Regions from separate parts of the Mus musculus genome. Here region 2 is linked to region 1. The links are chromatin loops, found by intact Hi-C in ENCODE. Cell type or tissue: heart. All regions are shown on one strand. Links, peaks and the distances in the headings refer to the core of each region. The heading gives the core; the rest is flanking DNA.

The links. Peaks named below come from ENCODE experiments on the same cell type or tissue, not always from the same donor. Only the 100,000 strongest peaks of a DNase experiment are listed, where the experiment ranks them.
Region 2: it touches region 1 in a loop (5-fold over the local background); 14 of 42 quality-filtered maps call a loop at or near these places.

What each region holds. Positions count from the first base shown.
Region 1 is chr14:65,866,645-65,874,976 of GRCm38, reverse strand. No RefSeq gene overlaps it. Among named protein-coding and RNA genes, the nearest start is that of Gm41181, 32 kb to the left of the region's middle. In heart, for the core only: a CTCF peak has its summit at 3,407 (motif pointing left); no DNase peak of the experiment used is centred there; H3K27ac peaks cover 544 bases.
Region 2 is chr14:66,144,646-66,152,977 of GRCm38, reverse strand. Chrna2 (cholinergic receptor, nicotinic, alpha polypeptide 2 (neuronal)) reads right to left here. Exons shown (of 7, transcript NM_144803.2): 5 at 6,463-6,572; 6 at 3,159-4,191; 7 at 30-2,027. The coding sequence ends at 1,902. Among named protein-coding and RNA genes, the nearest start is that of Chrna2, 7.9 kb to the right of the region's middle. In heart, for the core only: CTCF peaks have their summits at 2,108 and 5,240 (motif pointing right); DNase peaks (open chromatin) are centred at 5,267 and 6,887; H3K27ac peaks cover 250 bases; H3K27me3 peaks cover 840 bases.

The DNA.
Region 1 (8,332 bases), core at 273-8,272:
CTTCCCACCCATATGCCCTTCTTCAGCAGACTGCCCTACACCCCCAGACCATACCAACACCCTCCTCAGTACATCTATTTGCTCAGTCCTACACTCAGCGCCTTCCCCTTTCTACTGTAACCCCTCACCTCTTATCAGACACCCACACACATACCAGGCTCTTTGACCCACCTTACCATGGCACCCCTTTCACATCTGTTTCCTTGCTAGGGGTCTGAGCCCAGAGACACTGACTCGGCCTTCATCAACAACTTATGCTCATTCTAAGGGGTCACTCAGCAGTTCCATCTGCAGTATGGCTATGCTATTCCAGATGGAGAAAGTGGACCAGCTGCAGTCCTTCTGGCTGTCACTTTCCCTGCGACTTCATGATTCATCTCTCCCACAGGTGTGCTTTCGATTCCATCCCCAGGTCCTCGACCCCACTCCTGCTGCTCAAAGTCACATGTGATGTCATCTGCCAGTCTCTCCAAGCTGACCGTTAAGGACTTTGCCCCCATCCCTTCTCTGCAGTACAACTGGCCCCTAACATGAGGCTACATTGGTGGGCTCTAGCTTCCTGGCCCATGTGAAGGATACCTAGGTATTGAGAACCTGACCTTTCAAGTGCCTCTGTCAAGTATGAAAAGCAAGGCAAAGGATCTGAATTTGTGATTCTGATTTTCCAAAGGTCACCGGTGAATTCCCAGGACTCTAGAGAGGGTGAGTTGGCCATCGGTAACAGGTGAAATCATGCAATCCAAGGACCCACTTTATGTGCACAGTCCCTAAACCTTGCTTCCTTTCCTTCAAGGCTGCAGGACTGGTATACCAGGAAGATGCCAAAAGTACTTACCTTCACTTGAAACAAGATGTGTTTTAATAGCCATGTGGGCAAGGAGGAAATTATCGCCTAGATTCAGACAAAATCAGGAGGATTTGTAACTGGTGGCGTGTGCTAAATAATGCTGAATATTGGCTTGATCTCTGTAGGAGGAGATGTTCGGTAAAGCTGGTCCGAGACCAGCTGCGTTTGATGCTTTCCCAGTTTCCTAATGACAGTATAGTCAGGGCATTTACAGACACATAGGTAATATGCAAAAGGCATTTACAGACATGTAGATAATACAGGCAGAACACTTGCAGACATGTAGATGATATAGACAGGACACTTACAGACACATAAATAACGTAGGCAGAACATTTACAGACACATAGATAATATAGACAGAATGTTTACAGAATGTAAACAATATAGACAGGGAGTTTACAGACATATAGATGACGGTTATGAGTGTGATTATGGGGCTGGGGAGGTAGGTCGGCTGATAAAGTGCTTGTTGTAAAAGCATGATGACTGGAGTGCGATCTCCAGGATCCAAGGTTCATGCTGTAACCCTAAGGCTGGACTAGCAGAGCCCAGGCACATTAGTTCATGCTGTAACCTCAAGGTCAGGCTAGCAGAGGCCAGGTACAGTGGTTCATGCTGTAACCTCAGGGTCAGACTAGCAAAGCCCATGTATAGCGGCTCATGCTGTAACCCAGGGTCAGGTTAGCAAAGCCCAGGTACAGTGGTTCATGCTGTAACCCCAGTGCCAAAGTAGCAGAGCCCAGGCACAGAGGTTCATGCTGTAACCCCAAGACTAGGCTAGCAGAGTCCAGGTACAGTGTTTCATGCTGTAACCCCAGGGCTGGCTAGCAGAACCCAGGTACAGTGGTTCATGCTGTAACCCCAGTGCCAGAATAGCAGAACCCAGGTACAGTGGCTTACATTAAAATCTCAATGCCAGTCCACATGAGTCGGCAAGCTCCAAGCCATTGAGACAGTGTGACCACCCCTTCCAAAAACAAAAAACCAAGATGGCTGACAGCTGAGGAGCAACACCTAAAGTTGACCTCTGTCCTCCACACATTGAACATACATACATGGGTCTGCACACATAATAGCACACGTGTATGCCCACACTCCACACAGTGATCTTAGAATGACTAATTAGAATTCAAATCAGCTCATTGATGGATTCCAACAAGGAAAATCCATCAAAGACAATATTGAGAGCCAGCAGTGGTTGACACAGGCCAATAATGTCAGCAACCGCAGAGGTTAATGCAAGAGGACCGAGTGTTCAAGACCACTCTAGGGTCCAGAGCTTCTGAGAAGACCTTCTCACAAACAACCAACAGATGAACAATGTTCAGAGAAGTTATGGAGAAAAATGACAATCGGTTTTGTCTGAAGGTCAAAGTAAGAAGAAACTAACTGTGAGTCATTTTGAGGAATGTCCATGGGGGAGTGGAAGATGGAGAAAAGCAAGGGAAAAGTTACAAAAAAAGTAAAGAGCTGTAGGAATGGAGGGAAAGTGTCCAAAGTAGGCTTAGGGGCAGGAGCAGGGAGGTGCTGTTCCGATCTTGGTCAGAGATGTCCATCATTGTGGTAACTCTTTAAATGACTGTATTTGTTCACATACTCTTTTGTATATTTGTTGCTAATTTTTTTTTAAAAGGGATACTTTTAAAGCCTTAAAGGGCAGGAAATCTCAAATCCCAGAGTAACCCAGTCAGGCAGAGCATTTGATTGACAACGTGAGCCACAAGAGTCAATCCTCTCTTGGCTCTCATGCCCCTCCATGCATCTCAGGTCCTGGCTGGCGACCCTGCAGAGCTTGAGGGGGTGTTCTCTCAGAGGACTCAGGCAAACAGGAGTAGTTGGGGGGCCCACAACCCCACATGATGTGAGGAGCCTGCTTTCCCCTGCTTTCGTATTGGATCATAACAAATGAAGGGTTTAGGAGCAGCCACAGGTGGCAGCTGACAGCTGTTTTCAAACCCTCCAAGCTGTTATTTGGCAGAGGAATCTGGCCTGGTCTCTGCAGTGCCAGATGCCAGGGTGGCCACTAGCTGAATCCACTGTGCGGCAGGCCCTGGATAAATAACATAACTTCCTAATAAGAGAATACCGGTATGAAGTCCTGAGCTCCTGTCCCAGACAAGGCTCAGACTTCCTCTTTAGGCAAAGGGTACCACAAAAGAGTAAGGCAGCTCAAATAATCCCTGAAGTCCCTTCACCTCCCATCCATGAGATGAGACTGCAATCTTTGTACATTGTGTGCACAAAGAAAGACAGAAGCTGACTCCAGAACGAGAGCCTTGTTTCTAAATACAATGTACCAAGTCTTCTTGGAAGCAAAATTGTTTGTTTGTTTGTTTGTTTGTTTGTTTGTTTAATCAGTGAGTGGTGTTGTATTTCTATTATTCCAATGATAACATGGTCTGAGACTCCACTGCTGCCCAAGAGCATAGGTTGTCCAGATCATTGCAGGATGCTGTGTTCAATCTCTGGACTATCTGCAGGAGTGTGATCCAGAGGCATAAGGCTTACCAGAAACAGAAGCTGAGACCAGCTTGCTCTCTCCTGCCCTCTGCTGGGCATCCCCTCCATCTCTTATTTGTGCAGGACGCTGATGATACCTGATTCAGATGGTGCAAATCAAGAGCGTCTGTCCCCAAGAGATTCATCCATCTGAGGCCTTTACAATGTTCTAGACAATGACAAACTTTCAGATAAGGGCTTGGAGAAAGCTCAACATTCAAATTGACAAGATCCTGTTCAAAAGTGAGTGGTGGCTTTGTGGGAAATTCACAGCTCCCAGCTCATGAGCTATGGAAGAGCTTGGAGCCAACCTATAAAAATGTGGACATTTTATCTAGAACTCTAGATTTTTAATACCATATTAGTGAATGTTCATGACGTCTTAAAATATAGAAGTAGTTTGTACAACTGTAGTCCTGTTACAAGACATGGCAATGTGGGTCCTGCCAAGTGACAGCAAAGCCAGTCACCTCCATAGCCTTTTAAGGCACAACTCAAAATGGACACACAGAAGTAAATCCATAGACCTCCAGGGATAGTTGCAGTTCCTCAATACCCAGAGTCCTTCAAGACCTATGGCTGGCCCAGGGAGGCAAGGTCCAAGTCCTAGGGAGAGACAGGCATGTCATCTCCTAATGAGGCCTCACTGTGCCTGCAGGACCATCTTTGGTATACTCTCCCATGAAGAATGACCCAGCCTGAGGAATTCCACAGATAGGACACAGGTTGAAAATGTTCACAGTGGCCAGGTGAAGGTGGCTCAGTGGTTAAGAGCACTGACTGCTCTTCCAAAGGTCCTGAGTTCAATTCCCAGCAACTGCATGGTGGCTCACAACCATAATGGGATCTGATGCCCTCTTCTGGTGTGTCTGAAGACAGCTACAGTGTACTTATGCATCAATCTTTTTTTTTTTTTTTTTTTTTTAAGTGTGGAGTAGAGAAACCCTGTTGAAAAGGATTGGGAGGAAATGCCACTGCCTTTGTCCTGTCCCGTGTCATCTAGCGCCTTCAGTGCAGCTCACTGGCTTACTCTGTAAGCTTGGCTTCCCTGTGGCAGCACATTGCCTCATTGCCGGAGCGGACATGCCGCATCTTCAGGATGGCCACGATATGGAGTCATCTTGCCTGACATCCTTAGATATGTCACCTGCCCTATTTAGGCTGGCACTGGAATTTATAGCCTCTGCTTTGGTCTTATTTCTCACTTTCCAGTGGACAGATGGTGACCCAGAGGAGAGACATGTCACGCAGAATAAAAGGGCTATATCCTAAAGGGCAAGTGTGCAAATACTACTTGCCTCTTTTCCCTGTCTCCTCTCCCACATGACTGGTTTCCTCTGATGGGGTGAGATGACAGGGCCCCATCTGGTTAAGGGAGTGAGCTAAGCTTAGGGAAAGAATCAAAGGCAAGAAGAGGACACTGTCTGGAATTGCCCAGAGCGAGTCCTGTTCCTACCTACGCATGCTCCCTCTGCCCTCCAGCAGAGAGGCAAATGACTTTCTCTATGGGTCATTGCCCACGGAGCACTGCACCATGTGTGGGTGTGCGCATGCTTGCAAGCGAGGGTTCATTGCATGTGGAGGTCAGGAGACAACTGTTGGGAGTTGAGTCTTGTCTTCTACCTTGCTTCGAGACAGGATCTCTCTTGCTGTTTCTGCTATTGGATGGTACTGCTGGCTGGCCCTCTTCTCTCTCTCATTTTACTTGGGGGCACTGGGATTACAGGTGCCTGTTACTGTATCTGACTTTTTGTTCCTGTTGCTTTACATGAGCTCTGAATATAAACTCACATCATCTGGCTTGTGTGGCAAAGTGCTTTTAACTCCCCTAGCCCCCAACTCCAGGGGCAGTAGAATAGGGCAGATGTAAGAAGAAACATAGTAATGGCTTCGGAGAATTCTTTTCCAGCCTTAAATATTAACACCTGCTCACCAGGTCTAAGAACCAGAGAAAGCTACATGGCTTTCCAGAATGAACAACTATTTCCCAGGGCTGCCATTCCATGACTGGTCACAAATGTAGAAAACTCTGAGTCAGGACCAGTCAGAGCATGCCAATGGTAAGACAAAGATAGGTCTTGTGTTGTGTGGTCTAGGTGCAATGCAGCCATAACTTTTGTGTGTGTGGTGGGGGGAGAAGGGGAACCACAGTTCTAACAGTTCATACAGCTGTGAAATCAGAAAGGAAAAAGTAACCTGTGTAAGATGGAGGTACCTGCAATTCAATGTACCTATATTTCAGCATCAAGCTGTAGGCTAGAGAGCCTCCACCCCTAGCTGAAGAGTTACTGACAGCTGGTGGTTGCTAGGAGAGGACAAGTCACTTTTCTTTAGGAGTGTGGTCCTAAAGACCATGTTCCCACAGATAAGCCCACCCACACCCATGCATATATGAGCAACACTAGTGAATTTTTTTAAAGGACATGAAGTTGCAAAGTGGACATGGGAAGGGATCTGGGAGGAACTGGAGAAGTGGAGGGCAGGTGTGACAGAAATAAATTGTATGCATGTATGAAAATTCTCAAAGAATAAACTGAAGTATAGTTTTAAGAAAGAATTCAAATAATTTCATGGCCTAGAGAAGAAAACCCTGCCTCTCTATAAACACTTAGTAACACTAAAGTGTGTGCTGTGGTGAAGCGGGTGAAACTTGGAACCAACCAACGCCAACCTGGAGCCCTCTGGTCACCAGGGAAGTCTTCACATTTGAAGCTTCATTCCAGCTACTGGGTTGCCCCTACAAGTTCCTGTGCTGAAAGCTTGGTCCATGAGATACTACTGGAGCTCTACGAGGGGCTCCACCATCATGAATGGACTAATGGGACTCACAGGAGTTTTCCCAAGAGTGGGTTGTCAGAAAGCCTGCCCTGCCCCGTGCCTGGTCCCTTCTGCAATGCTGCCATTTCCCTTTCCTCTTCTTTGTGTTGTGATGCACTTAAGAGGGCCATTGCTGGGAGGCTAGCACCATGACACCTGGCCAAGTCACAAAGCAAAACCAAGGAAATCTTTTGCATATAAATTATCCAGTTTCAAGTTAGATTACAGCAACAGAGAACAGACTATCATTACCAGCCCTGAGTCCAGGCAGCCCAGTTAAGAATTTGAGGTAGAAAAAAAAAAAAGAATTTGAGATAGACACGGAATCAAATTGCAGATGTTAGTGTTTTTTATCATGGTCTTTCAGCTTCTGGTTCTGGGACTCTTGGGAGATAATCGCTTTTCATTTGTCCCTCTTCCTCTGCTTGGGCCCAGAAGTGACTGGGCCCACTTGTTACATGCTAACCCTCTGAAAATCACTATGTACATGTCACTATAGAGGCTGAGCCCTAGAAGGCAAACATGGAGAAGTCCTGCAAGCACACACAGCTCTACTCAAATGATAAGGTTTTGTTGTGTTTTACAGAACACTCCTCCAGAACACTGTGTCCAAGGCTGAATGTGTCACGACAGAAATGACAGGAGGATGCATGCTGAGTCTTGCCTGTGCTGGGCTCCCAGGTGCCAGGCAAAGAGCGCTCACTAAGCACAGCTTTAGAGAACTTGCTTGGACTAGATGGATGGAGACTGACGTTAGGTCTGGAATCTAAGCTTCTAACTTTATAACTTCTGGTTGTAGCTTGTTGTTTTGTTTTACTTTAAAACCAAAAGGTCACCTATCTACTCTAGTATGACCATATTCAATTTTGGGATGTTATCCATATTCTGCGTTCAAAGAAAAAGCAGACTTCAGTATCATGTTCAAGGACATGCTGGAAGGCTGCAATATTTCCCCCCCTTATAGCTTCCCAACTCAGAGAAAGAAGAACATCCCCCTTACACACGAGGGTGGTTCCACTTTGTGTTTAGCTGGAGACTGGAGTCTTGCTGTGTGGGTCACAGGATCTCTTCCTGGGGGTGGTGGCAGGGACAGGAGCACTAACAGGCAGCAATTAAAAGGCTCTCTAGTACCTACACTTCCAGAGAGAGTCTAAACAGCAAAACACAAAAAGATCAACTCCAGCCTGTTGATGTCAAAACCTTGCCAATTTGGTAAACACAAGCACCATGTCAAGCGCCTGCCTTGCCCAGGCATCTGACCACACAACAAAGGTAAGAAATGAGAGAGCTAAAAATGACTCACAAGTGCCTACAGCAGCTTGTGGAGTTGAGCGATTAGGCGGGCCTCCTCTGCATAGAGAGCACAGCCAGGAAACTGGAAAGAGATGCAGGGGACTCTCATACACACAGAAGTGATCAAAGCGGTAACTCATAAGCATAGAACAATCTGGAACTTCCTTATCAAACACTTAGGACACAAGCCAGCAGCAAAAACAGATGGCTTTGATGATGGCAGTCTGATTCCTGAACTATGTATGTCCTTAAAAGAAAAGGTCTCTGCTTTTCCCCGAGACCAACTGAACTGTAAAAACATAAAACAGGGGCAGAGAGGCGGGGGTATAGCTTTAGGCATGGAACAGCTAAAATGGTGAAGGAGGAGAGCCAGGTATGCAACCCTGAGAACTCAGAAGAGGCCCGGATAATGTTAAACCTGTGAGCTGAGTTTTGAACTACTTACCCTCAAATGTAAGTTGAGCATCTGACACTGAAGGGATAGCCTTCAAAAGCTCCCGCATGTGTGTTCAAGGTCTGTAGATGCAGAGGCCGAGGGGACACAGGTAATGCTAGCAGCAAAGCCTCCCACTGAGGTGTCTATAGCCAAGGGCTAAAGGAGCCAAAGCTTTAAAGGAATGTCTACAGGGATTAGACAGGGGGGCTTGTGGAACTGGGCAGCCCCGCCTTCAGTTCAAACTTCTCCATGCTCAGATCTGACAAAACGAGCCACTCTTGCAGGCCCCACAGCAGAACCTGAGGTGGGTGGGGCTGTGGCCCAATGCTCACCTCAAATACATGCGATCTTGAGTTCACAGAAGGAACCTATGATAAATGAGCTTTACAGCACCATTAGCCTTAAACCAGCTTGGAGGTGGGGGCTGCTCTCTTTTA
Region 2 (8,332 bases), core at 333-8,332, 280 kb before region 1:
GAGGTAGCTGGCATGAAGGCATGACACTCTTGACGGCAGACATTTTAGCTTTATTTTGACATTTCACTCACATGCAAGGAGGATGGGGGGTAGGGATCATCCAACAAGCATCTCTGCATCAGGAAATCATGTCTTGGGGTTTGACACAGAGAAAAGAGGTGCCGGCTGCATTCAGTGGAGAAAGGGGGAGCCAAGGCCTGAGACTGAGTGGGTATCATTAGAACTGGTAACAGGAAGTCTGGGTAAGGCCTCCGACAAGCAGATCTCCTAGGTCTGTCGAGGTGCTGTGTGTGGGGTTCGGAAGGAGAGCACCCCAAGACAGAGAACAAACTTGGTCTCTATATCTCTTAGTGACCCTGAATCTCATTGCTGTTAGCGTCTGGGACCTAATTCCTTGGGGACTGCAGAATGTTCTGAAAGGCCCAATCCGCTGGGCTTCTATGCAATGAAGGGTCGTGGAATATTACAAGTAAAAGAACAAGCTACACAGGACAGTTCAGAGCAGGTTAGTCACCTGATGGGGCCCTGGGAAGACTGGGGAAGAGTCCTCCCCCAAAGCTTTGGTATTATGTAGCAGTTCTGGAGCCTAAAGCTACCAGGTTGGTTTCTCTCCACTACTCACGATGGAGGGTCCAGCTACTGAGCTCTCTCACCCAGCTCAGGATGAGTGAAAGCAACAAGAGCAGAGACTCTGCCCTGAAGGAGCACACAATTGAAAGAGCTTGATGCAAAGATCTCAGTTCCTATGTGAGGCATGCTGACAGAGCCAGGAATTGAGGACCAGGTCCCTGTGGACAGCAAGAAGGGTGCCAACATTGGAGACTGCCTTCTTACTTTGTCCTCTTGATTTGAAGGTAGCCCTGATCCCTTGTAGAAATTGCTATACCTCTTTTTTTGTAGCATAGAACAGTGAGACATGACACTGAGGGGAACTTGAAGGCTCCAAAGTGCTTTTGGTTGAATAATGGCCCAGCAACTTATACCCAATGTTGCTATTCTGCCTCAAGCATCCACCAGGGCACCTAGATCAGTGGTTCTCAACCTTCCTAATGCTATGACCCTTTACAGTTCCTCATGTTGTGACCCCAACCACAAAATTGTTTTCATTTCAACTTCATAACAGTAATTTTGATATTGTTATGGACTGTCATGTAAAACATCTGATATGCAGGATATCTGATATGTGACCCCTGTGAAAGGGTCGTTTGACTCCCTGAAGGGTTGCAACCCACGACACAGGTTGAAAGCCACTGCTCTAGAACTTTCTTTGTGCCCCACTCCTTTGGGAAGTACCCCTGTCCCTCTGACATTTCCTGCAAAGTGCATAGAGACAGGTTCAGTGCAGACTCTGAGCTTCTTCTTGGGCCTGGGTCAAAAATATCCCAACTTGCCTCCCAGCCTCCCCACCCCAGCTGGCTGTCCTCTCTGACATTCTGAATCCACAGTGTTGTGCAGAACTCTTCCACACCAGGCACTCCCATTGTCCCCTTGTGCCCATCTTTGGGCCAGTGTTCTATTTCCCTTTGTCCTGGTCTGACCCCTCCATCCCTTTGTTTGACCCTTTTGCCATAGACAACTCCTATATGCTCTTTCAGAACTATCTTGCTCTCCCCCCATATCACCACCATGTTGTCATCACCTACAGAGCAGCCTTCACCTCTTCTAGTTCCTCAGCATCCCTAAATAGTTGTCATGTTGAGTGGTCTCAGTGCTTGTCACCGCAATGGCACCATGAACTGTTGACAAGGAGGATATGAAGTCCAGGCTAGATCAGGGGCCTCGTAGAAACATCGCAGGCAGGTGGCATTAAGTCAAAAGAATATTCTAGAGATGGCTCCAGTCACAGAAGAGCAGAAGATGGTTGTCCAGGCCACCTTGGAGCCAACATGAGGGACATCAAGTCAGATCATTCCAGCCAGGAACGGAGGGAGGAAGAGCCCGATGGTCCCCAGGAAGCAGACGATAATGAACAGCCAGAGGAAGATCCGGTCTACCACCATGGCCACATACTTCCAATCTTCCTTCACCTGGAGTTAGAATTGGGCTTACAGTGACAAGAGCCAGGCTTTGAGAAGATGTCCCTCCCACATCCAGCCTCATGGAGGCAGTAGTCACCAGGCCACCGAAGGCTTGCAAAGCCAAGGTTATCCCACACATAGAGATGGGTGGAGAGAGAAACAGGCTTAGCTCAGGGCTGATACATCCCTGGGAATCCCATTTTATCTTTTCCCATTTCCACATACTGCTAGGCTCAGGAGTCCAGAGGGACATGAGGAGACACTAGGCACAGGCCATCAAAATCAGGAAATTTTAAATGTAGCTCATAGTAGTCCCCAATAATGTGCTGTCCCATGCTACTTCCCCACACACCTGAAGGGGACAGAAAGAGGCAGGTTGTAGCCCAGGGCAAGCCAGTGTGGAAGAGCTGGAGCTTTGTAGCTCTTCAGCTCACAGGCCAAGCCAGAGGATCTACATTCTTAGAAATTTCCAAATTAATGATCAATGTTCTTATCTACTCAATAAGATTGTCCCATAGTAACCTTTCACTCCTCCTTTGGTTGGTAAGGGGACAGCCAGGTTCTGAACACTAAGTACTTACTATATGCAGCCCTGGGGGAGGGGAGCCTACCCTGGTTCAGCTGAGAATCTGCAGGGTTTGAGAGTGACTAGGGAACGTCACAGACTGCCCAGAGCCCAGATGGAGGAGACCCTCTACCACAGGGTAGTGCAGCGGCCAGCCATGCACTGAGTGGATGCGTTTGTATTTGGTTTCTGTACCTTCTCAGAGCAGTCTATCTCCCTGCCCTGCCCCGCCCCACCCCGCCCCTCTCATAGAGGGACTGCCCAGACAAAGACAAAGCAGATGGAGACCAGCATCTGAGCTCCCCAATTTCCTCACTCTCCCCCACTTAGGTTGAAGAGAGGGGGATGGACCCTGTGGTATTCTGCCATCGGCCAGGAAGTAACCAGAGGACTTCTAGCTAGTGTTTCCCTTTCATGATCAAGTCCAGACTCTTTGGACATGACTGAGGGTGACTGGTCCTTACAAGAAGAAGGGAAAGGGTTGCCCAAGGGCATGCCCTGGGCTTGGATTTTTCCCTGCTAAGCTGGCAGAGTCACCCACGGGGTGGGGAGGGGCTTTCCTCATCCCAACTCACCGAAGAGTCAGCATCCTCAGACCTCAGGTGGTCAGCAATGTAGTGTACACCTTCTAGTGCTTTCTGTATTTGAGGTGACAGCAGGATCTCACTAGCCTGGGATGGAGTCTTGGCCTCAGGCCCCATGGCCCTCAGATGCAGGCTGCCATGGCCATAGAGGACACCCATGGAAGAGTCTGGGAGGCCTGCACACATACATATGTTTTCATCTTCTTCCTCCTCCTCCTCTTCCTCTGTCTCCTCCCTTTCTTCAGCATCCATGTTGGTCTCCAGCCAATGATAAGTGGGGCTGAGCTTCAGACCTGGAGAGCCATGGAGCTCCATGGGCGGCAGGGGCCGATTCATCATCAGCCACCGGGGCACCCGGCCTAGCAGGGCCACCCTCACCCAGTTGGGCATGTTGTGCGTGCTAGGGGAACGGTGGTGGACATTGAGCACGAAGACTGTGATCACAATAGAGAGGGTGACGAAGATCATGGTGAAGAGCAGGTACTCGCCGATGAGTGGGATGACCAGTGAGGTGGATGGGATAATTTCTGTGATGAGCAGCAGGAAGACAGTGAGGGAGAGCAGCACCGAGATGCACAGCGTGATCTTCTCTCCACACTCAGAGGGCAAGTAGAACACGAGCACGGTGAGGCAGGAGATGAGCAGGCACGGGATAATGAGGTTGATGGTGTAGAACAGCGGCAGCCGGCGGATAACGAAGTAGTAGGTGACGTCGGGGTAGATCTCCGCGCAGCAGTCGTACTTCTTGCTGTTATAGGTTCCGGTGGCGTTGATAATGGCCCACTCGCCGCTCTCCCAGTAGTCCTTCAGGTCCACCGTCCGCTCCATCTGCTCCAGGTCGATCTTGGCCTTGTCGTATGTCCAGGAGCCAAACTTCATCTTGCAGTTCTGCTGGTCGAAGGGGAAGAAAGTCACGTCGATGCTGCAGGAGCTCTTGTAGATGGCTGGGGGCACCCAGTGCACAGTGCCCGTGAAGAAGAGGTGGGCCTTGGTCATGTGGGTCACCGCAAACTCCCCGTCTGCACTGGGAAGAGGAGACAAGCTGGGATCCTGCATATCTGCCTCTTCCGTGAAGCAGGGCAACTGAGTAAACAAACTCACTATTGACTGGCTAAGTAGAGTCATCCAAGCAAGGGCAAGATAAATCTCTCCTACAGACAGACGTATCTGAGTTGCCTTTTCAAATACCAGTGTTTTAATTGCAGAAGTAAAAAATTTAAATAAACTAAAAAAAAAAAAAACCACGATTGCCATTTTGATGTCATAATTATATATCTGACTGTCATAAAGACTATTCCTTAATTTTTCATATTTCAAATCATGGGACATTTATAGTCTGATCCTGTTATTATCCATTTAGTATGTTGAAGTTTTTGTGGTTGTTTTATGAGACAGGGATCTTACTATGTGGCCCCAGCTGGCCCCCAACTTGCTGGCTGGATTTAAACTTGTGATCCTCCTGCCTCAGTATCTTGAGTTCTGGAATAACAGGTATTCTCCACCATACCTGACTAGAGTAAAGGTTTTTGAGTGTTTTGATCTCCCTCACGATTAAATGGGAACTCAGTTCCAGAGGAGGAGGATCCTAGATCTTGTACCCAGATCTTTTTCGTTCCTTTCCAGACGAGACTAACATTTTGGCTGGTGAGGAAACTCCCTGTACTCTGTGCATTTAGCACAGTATTTGGGGCCAGTTTCATCTACCAGGGCCTGTACCTGAGGGATGTGAGATGTGGTTCCTGCCCTTGGGGAACCACATGGAAATGAAATATAGTCACATGACATCACCATGCAACTGGGCATTTGGAATGCTTCTGAGATCAGGAGGGACTTCTGGCTGGGCTCAACAGGATTACTGTGAAAGCTTAATTAGTTCTTGACCTGGGAGGTGAGACAAGAGCATAAAAACAGGAAGCCTCACAAGAACAAGGAAGAAATCGGCAGGCAGGACTCCATAGGACTCTGGGTTTCCCTGGGTAGAAATAGTCTTTAAACTCCACCCCCAATTCCTACATTCAACCCAAACCGGTAGTGATAATTTCGGTCATTTCACATAACTACCACTAGATGGCAGCAGGCCCCCATTCGGGGGAAGAGGCCATGTGACTTCACTGACCCTTTGCCTATTAACCTGCAGGAGGGTGTCGTTCACACACCCCTTAAATGCAGCTGTTCTGACTAGCCTTTGTCCTACCAGAAGAACTTGATGCAATCAGGTATTAGCAACCAGCTGTCTTATTGACAATTTAAAAACTCAGATAAATCTGCTGCTGGGACTTTGTTCCTGATCTGTCAGAGAGAACCAGAAACTGGAAGGATCCTAGGTGCCACCTCAGGGCACAGAGATGGGGCCTGGGGAACTCGGGGCATATGACTCCTGCAGAAGCAAACAACAGGTGTTTAAGGCTTAGACCACCAGGGGGTGACTATGCTATCCAAAATTATGTCACATGCCAACCCCCCCCCCCCCACACACACCACCACCAAGAACCTTCCATGCCTATTCATATCTCAAGAAGGTAGCAGTGTCCCCCAGAGACCTGCTTTAGAAAATGTTAGCAAGAGACACTGCCATCATTTAAGTATTAACGTCTGGATTTCTCTGTGAAACCTTACCCAAGCCAAAAAGGAAAGAATAAGTTTTAGTTTCTTTTATGAGAAAGTGTGTGTGTGTGTGTGTGTGTGTGTGTGTGTGTGTGTGTGAGAGAGGGAGAGAGAGAGAGAGAGAGAGATGCCAGTGCACATGAGTATGTGTCTGTGTATATATATGCATGCATGTTTGTGTATGTGTGTATGTATGTATGTATGTATTAGAGAGAGAGTGTGTGCTGGCACACATGTGTGAATAAATGTGTGTATGTGTGTGGTGTGTGCACATGTGTGGGTAGTGCTTGTGCATATTTGAGTGTGTATAGGCCTAAGGCTGCCATCAAGTATCTTTCCTTGACCATGCTCCATCTTTACTTCTTGAGACAGGTCCTCAAGAATCGAAGGCTTGTCTGGCTAAACTGACTGGTCAGTGAACTTCTAGGATCTACCTGTCTCCCCTATCCCCAGTGCTAAAGTGCTCTCTCTCTCTCTCTCTCTCTCTCTCTCTCATACACACACACACTCACAGAAACAGACAGACAGACAGACAGACAGACAGACAGACAGAGCGAGCCAGAGTACCACTCCCAGCTTTTATGTGACCACTGAGGATTCAAACAGATTTTCTTGCTAGCCCAGCAAGAGCTCTTGCTCGCCTAGTTCTCTCCCCTCCCAGATGCACTTTAATTAGTAACTGGCTTCTTACTTGTTGTAGAGAACAATGTCTGGGATCCAGATCATCTCTGAGGGGACGCGGAGGGAGGTGATGTTGCCAAACTCAGCCGGGTCCCAGCGCAGCTTGTAGTCATTCCATTCCTGCTCAGGGGAGTGGTCACATCAGAGCACTGCCCCACCGGGACCTTTAGGTGATCTGAGGAGCTGTGGGACTGTAGCACCCCTGTGTCCCTCTCCTAGCCCCCACAGAATCCACAGAGTCTATGGCACGAGGAAAAGGCTGCTATGGGAATAGGGCAAACCATTTCTGATAAGCAGCCCATTTTGTTCCGACTCTGGTAGTGAAAATCCCAGGCAGCCAGTGCCAGCACACTTGGCCCTCTAGCTGTGCCTCTGGCCCTTGTTCTGATGCTCCCCACTTAGTGAATCTGTTATGCAGTCACTCCTTCTCCAGGCAGGGCTTGCCAGAGACAGCCAGGAGAGTTACCCATGACCTTCCAACTATGCTCTGGAGACCTCCTGATCCAGGGAGTCCCAGCAGGAAGAGGATGCTCTAGGTCCCAACTGTGTTCCACCAGAGCAGGTCCAAGTGCATTTTAAAACCAGATTTTGTTATTGTTTATTTGTTTGTTTCATGCACAAGCTGGCCTCCAACTTACTGTAAAGGTAAAAAACGACCTTAAACATTTGCTTCTTCTCAGCCCCTCTTCCCAGGCTCTGGATGGAGTTCATGAGCCCCATGCCCAGTGCCTGCGGTGTTGGGGAGTCAAACCCAGGCAAGCACTGTATGAAACGGAGCTTTACCCTTTAGTTCCCAATACCGAGCTCTTATTCCCTCTCTGGTATATCCTTTAGGATTTCAGGTTCATATATTTGGGGACACTTACATCAAATGGGGGCATCTGACGGCCATAGGTCTAAGACAGATGAGCCACCCCTTCACAGATGGGGAGAAAGGAGCTTCCAGAGGGTTAATAACTTCTCCAGCATTTCAGGCTAGTCCTGGGCAGCTGCAGAAGGCCTGGTTCCACCACTGTGCCCTTTCCTCTCCTCCTCCACAACCCTGGCATGAGTGACCAGGACAATCGTGGTGATCGAGGATCTAGGACCACACCACCCCCCATGACATGACTGCACACACCTTTTAAAGCTTCCCCCTCACTCTGGTTCCCATTGGTTCATCCATAGAGATGAGGCTCAGACCCTCCAATGACTCCAGAATAAGCAATAGCAGAAGCAATTGGCTCAGAGCAGCCCCTGACCCAAGTAGCTATCACGCATCCAGAACCCAGTGAGTCGGGGGTTGTGTGTAGAACCCCTACAGTGAGCAAGGAACCTATTTGAAAGACTCTGAAATGGCATTGCCTTGGTGGGTTTCTGCCTGCTGGCCTCTGAGTCAGGGCCAGTCAGGTACCCAAGGGGCCAGAGTAGAAAGCTGAGGGCAGGGGTTAGCTTTCCTTTCCCATGTCCCTTTGTCATCTCCACTTTAAGGCCTTGGGATTTTCTGGGATGACAGAATGAGCCTGCCCAACAGTGGCCCATCCCAGAACTCCACACACACTCTCCTTCCATGGAGAAATGGTATCTTTGTCTCTTCCCGACTCTAGATTCTTTACTGACTGTGCCTATAGAATGAAGTAAGATGGAGGCTAGATTGCTATAGATCCATAAGTGGCTTTCAGCTTCTACTTTCTGTCTCTTGTCACTCAGGGAGACTTGAAGACACCAAGTGAGAATCCATCAAATCAACTGCCAAAGAGACCCTAGTGAAGGAACCTGAGAGTGCGCATGGAGGACCCCAGCCTTTCAGAATCTTCCAGAGCTTTCCAAATATCCATGTAAAAGACAGACATGTAAGGCAGTGGCCCTCAACCTTCCTAATGCTGCAGTGCTTTAATACA